Regions from separate parts of the Homo sapiens genome. Here region 2 is linked to region 1. The links are chromatin contacts, found by Hi-C or POLR2A ChIA-PET in ENCODE. All regions are on one chromosome and are shown on one strand. Each heading gives the region's core, a stretch centred on a gene start or an enhancer-like site at or near the end of the contact. The rest is flanking DNA. Distances are from core to core; before and after follow the strand shown.

Evidence for each region. A loop is a pair of places that touch in the nucleus more often than their neighbours do. ChIA-PET counts read pairs that join two places held with the same protein, here RNA polymerase II (POLR2A). Pooled maps may share reads with other maps.
Region 2: a map with no recorded cell type shows a loop between it and region 1 (3-fold over the local background). The contact joins the enhancer-like site here to the promoter of TPH2 in region 1. A Hi-C loop is called at or near these places in 1 of 37 single-sample maps with no recorded cell type and 3 of 50 pooled maps. POLR2A ChIA-PET finds 5 or more read pairs at or near these places in 6 of 52 experiments (H1, OCI-LY7, Panc1 and 3 more).

What each region holds. Positions count from the first base shown.
Region 1 is chr12:71,937,135-71,941,425 of GRCh38, forward strand. It overlaps TPH2 (tryptophan hydroxylase 2), which reads left to right and starts at 1,711. Exons shown (of 11, transcript NM_173353.4): 1 at 1,711-1,957. The coding sequence starts at 1,853. RefSeq lists a silencer at 1,577-1,876.
Region 2 is chr12:71,867,803-71,871,961 of GRCh38, forward strand. The region is part of intron 1 of TBC1D15 (TBC1 domain family member 15); the gene reads left to right. Among named protein-coding and RNA genes, the nearest start is that of TBC1D15, 30 kb to the left of the region's middle. Within about 2 kb of position 2,815, at least 4 of the 41 ENCODE cell types and tissues checked have a DNase peak (open chromatin) inside an H3K27ac peak, as active enhancers do.

The sequences.
Region 1 (4,291 bases), core at 461-2,960:
ATAGGGTTTCCAGGGTGAGCAAAAGTAGTTAAATCTTTAATATTCTAAATATATATTATAAATAAATTACTTTTAATATCTTTTTTTCCCTCATTTCCACATCCAAGCAGGGACACTATCTAGTGGATTTTATCCCTTCACATCTCTGGTTCTTTCATTACATCTCAGTAACATTAGCTACTATTATTGTCATTAGTTCATTTGCCTTATTTAAACTTGCTTCTCCTATTAGCTGATTAGAGCTGACCCTTACAGAAAATGTAAGCCAAATAATATTTTCAGAATTAGATCAATTAATAATTATGTCTCTTCAAGACTCCAGAAACAATTAAACTTCAGTCAATATTAGTTCATCCCGACTTGTTTTGAAATTTTTTTTCTATATAGACAAGCAGTGCCAGCACCAGATTTTGTTTAGATTTTCAGTCAAACAAGCACATTTGGTCAAGAGTTTTTCATTCTTCAGGAGATTGGTAACATTTTCCTGTGGCCTGGTGAATTTTATGACTTTCTAAGGTTTGAATAGTAAGAATATTGATTAATCTATGCATGTCAAGTTGCTGGATTTGATCTAGTTGACATTGATATTTGACAGTATGTTTAGTCATTAAAAGCTCAAATGTCATAGTACTCTTAACCTCTGCTTTCTCCTCACCACATAACGCACAGATCTCGTATATTTAAGTAGCACTTTTTATATGAAAGGGTCATGTCAAAGATTAAATTTCCATGATTTCCAGTAGAGAGAAAAACCACAAGAGTATTAAAATGAATGGCTGATATATGGGAATCTAGTTTCCTTTTATTTCTCATTTAGTAAGGAAGATTCCAGGATTAGTATCTGAGCTATATGTAATCTACATGTGGCTAAATTGAACCCTTACCTTTCCTTTGCAATACATTTTCCTCCATATAACTCTGCATAGAGGCATCACAGGATTAAGAAGAAGCCCTTTTATGAAAGCCATTACACATATATACACTCACACATTTGCATGCACAAAATTAGAATATGTCAAGTCAGAAAAAGCTTATTAACATAAAATGGAGTTGGTCAATGAGTAAAAAAAATATGCTGATGGGAGGGATAAGATCTAGTGTTCGGGAGCACAATAATTTATTTTCTTTTGTATTTTAAAATAACTGGAAGAGTGGAATTGGAATGTTTCTAACACAAAAAGAAATGATAAATGCTTGAGGCAATGGATATCTTGATTACCTTATTTGATCATTACACATTGTACGCTTGTGTCAAAATATCACATGTGCCTTATAAATGTGTACAACTATTAGTTATCCATAAAAATTAAAAATTAAAAAATCCGTAAAATGGTTTAAGCATTCAGCAGTGCTGATCTTTCTTAAATTATTTTTCTAATTTTGGAAAGAAAGCACAAAATCTTTGAATTCACAATTGCTTAAAGACTGAGGTTAACTTGCCAGTGGCAGGCTTGAGAGATGAGAGAACTAACGTCAGAGGATAGATGGTTTCTTGTACAAATAACACCCCCTTATGTATTGTTCTCCACCACCCCCGCCCAAAAAGCTACTCGACCTATGAAACAAATCACACTATGAGCACAGATAACCCCAGGCTTCAGGTCTGTAATCTGACTGTGGCCATCGGCAACCAGAAATGAGTTTCTTTCTAATCAGTCTTGCATCAGTCTCCAGTCATTCATATAAAGGAGCCCGGGGATGGGAGGATTCGCATTGCTCTTCAGCACCAGGGTTCTGGACAGCGCCCCAAGCAGGCAGCTGATCGCACGCCCCTTCCTCTCAATCTCCGCCAGCGCTGCTACTGCCCCTCTAGTACCCCCTGCTGCAGAGAAAGAATATTACACCGGGATCCATGCAGCCAGCAATGATGATGTTTTCCAGTAAATACTGGGCACGGAGAGGGTTTTCCCTGGATTCAGCAGTGCCCGAAGAGCATCAGCTACTTGGCAGCTCAACAGTGAGTACTACGTACCTGGCACTATGGAGAATTATTTTTTAGGGTGTGACCATCTTCTCCTCACCATATGAATCCCTTTTGTAGTGTAAGCACGCACACCTCAAATTTCTCCTTCTTTATAATCTGTCTACCCTGCTTTCCTCCTGTCTGCCTCCAGTCTTCCTCTTCTCTCCATAAGTAAAGCGAGTGTGCCAATCACTGCGTGCTCAACTTTTTTTCCGCAAAGTTTGTAAGTAGAGAGTTAAGAAGTTCCTGAACATTAAGAATGAGAGATTGTATGAATCAATGTCTTAAATCTACAGCCAAAAAAAAAAAAAAAAAAATGGAGTGTGAAGAATTTTGAAAAGCCGTTTATTATGAGGAGGAGGAGTAGGGAGAACAAATTAAATAAATTTCCACGGTTTTCAGAAGATCATTGTGTCTCCTACACCCCCTTCAGTTTACAAAGCCTGGTCTTTAAACATAGAACTATTATTTTCTCTTCTTAGTTATGGGTGCAGGTTATTGGAATAAAAGAAAGATTGGATTCCTTTCAAAAGTTTTTCTGTGTTTCACATTGCTCAATTTTTTTCAGTTTACTTGATGGAATAATGAAAGCAATACACCACTTGCTATAGTATTTAAGGGAGTTTTATGTTTATAATATCTACAGGATAAAAAAGCAGTATTTGCAGGATTTTAGATCCTGCTTTCAGGTAGTAGTCATGGGATTTAATAAAAACCACGAAATAAAAATGTATCCAGGTCCTAGTCATTAAAAATATTAAATGGTATTTTATTACTGTACTATCAGAGTTTATCAACCAAATCCAATTCAGTCTGTATCATAGAATCATCTGTTTTAATTTCGTAGCTCCAAATATGTGCCAGAGGGCTGCGTTGGACTGACATATTATTACTGATAAAAATGTTGAAAAGTAAACATGGCAACTTCTGTAGAATTATTTAAATCAATTTGCAAAAATGAGGCCAAAATGTAAATAGATTTTTTAACATTTAAATATCATGAATATTTGGATGAGATATTACAATGAAGAGTTTTGAAGTCATAATTAACTGCTAGAAGGAAAACAAAGTAAGCTCAGGGTAATGGTTAATGTATGACCCTTTTATATAAAAAATGCTACTTCTGTATGCAAGATCTGTGTGTTGTGTGGTGAGGAGGAGGCAGATGTTAAGAACACTGAGACATTTGAGCTTTTAATGACTAAACATACTGTCAAATGTCAATGTCTGCATAAACTTCTTCCCTCCCTCAAGTCATAAATAATAAAATCTCCATCTCTATTATATATAAATCTAGTGAGTAAGGCAATACTGATGTGTGAAAATAAAGCCAGTAGAGAAATCAGAAGAAGACAATGGCAGATAACTATTCACTGGGTCCCAAAGCAAACCTACATTTCTCAGTTTCATGAGGATGTAGTAGATTGGTACGATTGTATTAAATCACCATTTGCCAGGAGTTACTTCTATGTCTGCCCAATGCTGTATTTGCATATAAAGAATATAAAACAGACCACATAATTTTGCATTGTCTGTCAAATGAAAGTTTCCAGCTTGTTGTTTTTGTTTTGTTTCCTCCCATTCTATTCCTAAATAAAGTTTCCAGCTTTTTATTCTGCATTTCTGGCAATGTGACCTGAGTTACTGGAATCTGTCATTTTTTTCTTTAGCCAGCAGGATTAATAGACATTACTTCATCAGGCAATATAAAATCTTAAGTGGCTAATGAAGTGTTAATCTTTTTCAGTTTCTCAGATTTTTACTGTTTGCCCCTAATAATTAGCTGGCCAGGTTTCTTCCTTCCTGCCTTTCTCCTTTTTTCCTTTTATTTGTCACTGAATTTTAATAGTCACTTCTCAAATATTATCTTCTGACACAGATGGCCTTAGAGTTAGTTATACATGTGTCTGTGCTGAACTTTTGCAGGCAGATTCACATTGACAATGTGGATCTAACTGAAGAAAGTAATACTACCCATTAATTTCTGGGCATGTGCTGACATATTTTGGAATGAAATCGATATTTTGTTTTTAAAATTTAATTGAAACTAAAATTATTTTCAAAAATATGTTTGATCTTATTTTTAATATGGTTAGTAATTAATATAGTTTCCATAGGATTCAACGAGGCTAAGAGATCAAATTTTGTGCTGTAAAATAATCCTAGAAAGGCAGGAATTTTTCATATATGATATTGCAGGCGTTACGACAGTCAGGTTTTTGTTGCTATTAAAGTGAAGCAAATCTGATCCCCTTTTAATTTCAACCACTAGATGATGTCTTAGACCATTGGAAAATAGTGTCTCAGAATAAATTAGACCAATATTTA
Region 2 (4,159 bases), core at 1,565-4,064, 68 kb before region 1:
AGGTCCATTTCCTTTGAGCTTGAAGCTGGTGCACAAATTTTGGAGCATTTCAGATTTAAGATTTTTGGATTAAGGATGCTCAACCTATATTTAAGTTAAAACAATTATCACTAAGTGATTTTATATTGGAAGTAAATTATGTACCAATGCAACTATTTTTTTCCTGTGCCCTTAAGTCTTATAAAATATAAGACTTTGTAAGATTTAGTAGCTATTACAAATTAATAAATTTATTAATTTTATTTGCCATTTCTGACAGAAGTGTTACTTTGTATCAGTTAACATCACACCCTTCAAAATTAGAAAGCTAAACATGACTTCTTTCTGAAGACAGTATAAATGTGGTTTGGAATTAGGAGTTTTGGGATGTATAATTTGTTCCTCAAAAAGGGCTGAAGAGTTGAGGAACACAGAATACAGAATGAGTGCAGCTTTGACTTTTTTTTTTTTTTTTTTTTCTCGAGACGGAGTCTCGCTCTGTCTCCCAGGCTTGAGTGCGGTAGCACGATCTCGGCTCACCGCAAGCTCTGCATCCTGGGTTCACTCCATTCTCCTGCCTCAGCCTCCCGAGTAGCTGGGACTACAGGCACCCGCCACCATGCCCGGATAATTTTTTCTATTTTTTAGTAGAGACGAGGTTTCACCGTGTTAGCCAGGACGGTCTCGATCTCCTGACCTCGTGATCCACCCACCTCGGCCTCCCAAAGTGCTGGGATTACAGGTGTGAGCCACTGTGCCCGGCCAGCTTTGACTTTTTTGTAAGGTGTCTGTCACTTTAATTCTTATTATTTCCCCAGCTAAACTACTTAGGAAACTCTTTCAACTTTTTCTTAAGTGAAAAAAAATAGGCAACACTTAACCAACAAATGTAAGAGGAAGAGTTGCTTAATGTGCCTAAATAAGGTAAAGTGTTTTATTTGATTGTATAGGGTTCACCTTGTTAAAGTTCTAGAATCTCTTTAGTGTTAATGGTATCATAGAACCTTAGATTGCATTGTTAATGATAGCAAGCTTTTCTTGCCAAATGAGTGTCTCTTTTTCCACTATGAGAGTTAGGAAGTTCCCGACTATTCTACTAGCTGAGTCTTACGTGAAAATATGCTGAAGTGTTATTTCTGAGTATGTCTCTGATCCATTTGTCACAAAAACTTGAGAATATTTTTTCTCAATATCTTTTTTAAAATAAATTTTATTATGTACATTTGAGGTTTACAACATATTATGGGATACATACAGATAGTAAAATGGTTACTGTAGTGAATTAGATGAACATATTTGTCATCTCACATAGTTACTTTTTTGTGACAACAGCAGCTAAAATCTACTTATTTAACTGGAGGATAGCATTATGCTATGTGAAATAAGCAGATACGGAAGGAAAAATAATTGTGGGATTTCACCTATATGTGGAATATGTATAATTAAAAAAACAACTCAGGGCTGGGTGCTGTGGCTCATGCCTGTAATCCCAGCACTTTGAGAGGCCAAGGTGGGCAGGTCACCTGAGGTCAGGAGTTTGAGACCAGCGTGGCCAACGTGGTGAAACCCCATCTCTACTAAAAACAGAAAAATTAGTCGGGCATGGTGGTGCATGCTTGTAATCCCAGCTACTCGGGAGGCTGAGGCAGGAGAATCACTTGAACCTGGGAGGCAGAGGTTGCAGTGAGCTGAAATTGTGCCACTGCACTCCAGCCTGGGCAACAGAGCAAAACTGTGTCTCAAAAACAAAACAAAACAAAACAAAACAAAACTCAAGTACAGAGAATTAAACAGTGGTTACCACTAGTCAGGGTTGCTAGGAAATGGAGAGATGTAGGTCAAAGGATAGAAAATAGATACATATGCTGAACAAGTCTAGAGATCTAATGTACAACATGCAGACTAAAGTTAATAAAATTGTATTGCAGAAGGTGGAGATTTTAAGGGATTTCTTTTCCATTTTTCATATCTTTTTTTGTGTTCCTAGGTATGAGCATCTGGTTCACCCTCCTGTTTGATAAACTGAAGTCTAGAAAATTTAGTTTATACTTCTGGACTTTCCTTTTTTCATGTTACTCTTTAAAATTATTTTTAAATATATGACTATATTTTCGCTTTGAAATATTCAAATAAGTCAGAGGCATTAACATAGAAAGTTAACAGTTCCTGTTTCAACCTTTTCTCATCCTACTCTCCTGAAGTAGTCTTTGTTAATACCTTAAAGTATCCTCCCAGAATTTGTTCTGTATATTTCACACAGATAGAAACTTCATAAAAGTGTAAATGTCAGCATACTATATATACATGATGATTTTTCTGTGTGCATTGTCTGTTTCCCCATCCATTTAATCTGCCTCATCCTATAACTCCAGAATAGTATCCCCCAAAGAATGGATATCCCAGGATATATTTGATAATTTTCCTATTTGTGAATATTTAGATGCATACCCTCCCTTTCCTCCTCCCCTTCTCCTCCTTCTCCTTCCTCTAACATTATAAATAATACTGCTGTGAATATTCTTATGCATATTTTTGTACATTTATCTGTAGGCTTTAAAATTTTTCATCTCTGTACAAACAGTATAGAATTATCTCCCACCCTTTCTCAGCTCATCCTATCCCCATGTAAGCTTCTGTTTATATGCTGGTCTGATGCTTAACAGCTATTTCAGGAAAGGCCATCTTACTTAGGTTTTTGAAATCAAAACTTCCTTGGTGATCTTAATTACTTAAAAGACTGTTTCCTGACATAAGTCCATATCACAGTTGATTAACATAACACATCCGAGAGAGGCAGTAAAAGTAATGTGGAACCTTTATAATGTAGTGGCTAAGAGCGCAGTTTTCTGTTGTCAGACTCCTTGGGTTTCAGTTTCATCACCACCGGTTATTATTTGCCTCATTTGGGCAGTTATTTCACCACTTTCAGTTGTCTTATTCACACAAATGGGCTTCTCATCCCAATGATGTAGTAGAATGTAGTTATATAATCTGTGATTTAGGGTGGTTGTAAGGATTAAGTTACAATATAAGGAGTTCCTAGTGTATAAGTGTTCCGTAAATGTTAGCTAAAAACAGGAAGATACATACCTATTTACATTTATGAATGAAGGAGTGATAGACTCTGATAGTGCTTGTCTTGCATTGCTGACCCATGATATTCTGAAGACTAATATTAATAAAAGGTCTACAGAAATAGAATAATATACACTATTGACCAGACTTATATATGTGAAAAGTTCTTAGGTCTAGAAGTGACTGTTTTTTACTTATTTTCATAATTAAAAAAATTTTTAAATGGTTTGAAATGGGTCTCAAGAATGGAATCTCAATTTATAACATTATGTCTATGAAAAATGAGGCTTAACCTTAAATGTTTAAACTTACTTAGGAGTTAACTTAAGTCTCCCCTATATTCCCATAGGAATTTATTCAAGGATTATGTCTTTATCATCTTCATGTACTTTTGGTCTTTTATGTGCTTTTTACATATAGAAGCACTCAGTTAATATTGTGAAATTGAGTTAGTGAGTCATTTCTAGGAGTCTCCATCACTACTCTGTTTATTTTTGTTCTCATCACTGCTCTTTAAAATTCCTGTATTATTTCCCGAATTTCTATGCCATGGTGTTTCAAAAACACGCCAAAATGATCTTACAGTAAAAATGTGCTATTATGGGAATAGTTAGAAAGGATTGATTCCTCATTGTGTTTCATTTGTTCTTATTCTTAGATATTTTCAAGTGCATTTTCAATTCGAGCTCAGTATTTTCCTTAATGCTCATGAAAAAAAAATACTTATTTTTTTGATTTTTTATAGAGATGAGTTCTTGCAGTATTGTCCAGGCTGGAGTGCAGTGGCTATTAACAGGTGCAGTCATAGCACCCTACAACCTTGAACTCCTGGGCTCAAGCCCAGCCTCCCAGGTAGTTGGGACTACTGGCATGTGCCACTGCATCTGGCAAAAAATATAAATTTTAGGTGGAATTTAAATATTGAGACTTGTTGCAATTAGTCTGACATCTTTGTTTAAGTAGAAGATCAAGATTGTGATTATCACGAATCTGATAAACTTTCATGCATTAACAAAGCAGAATTAATTCCAGTTTATGTTTGCTTGATTGAAGTGCTGTTAACTCTGAGAGGTATTTTTTTAAATAATACATTTATATATGAAAT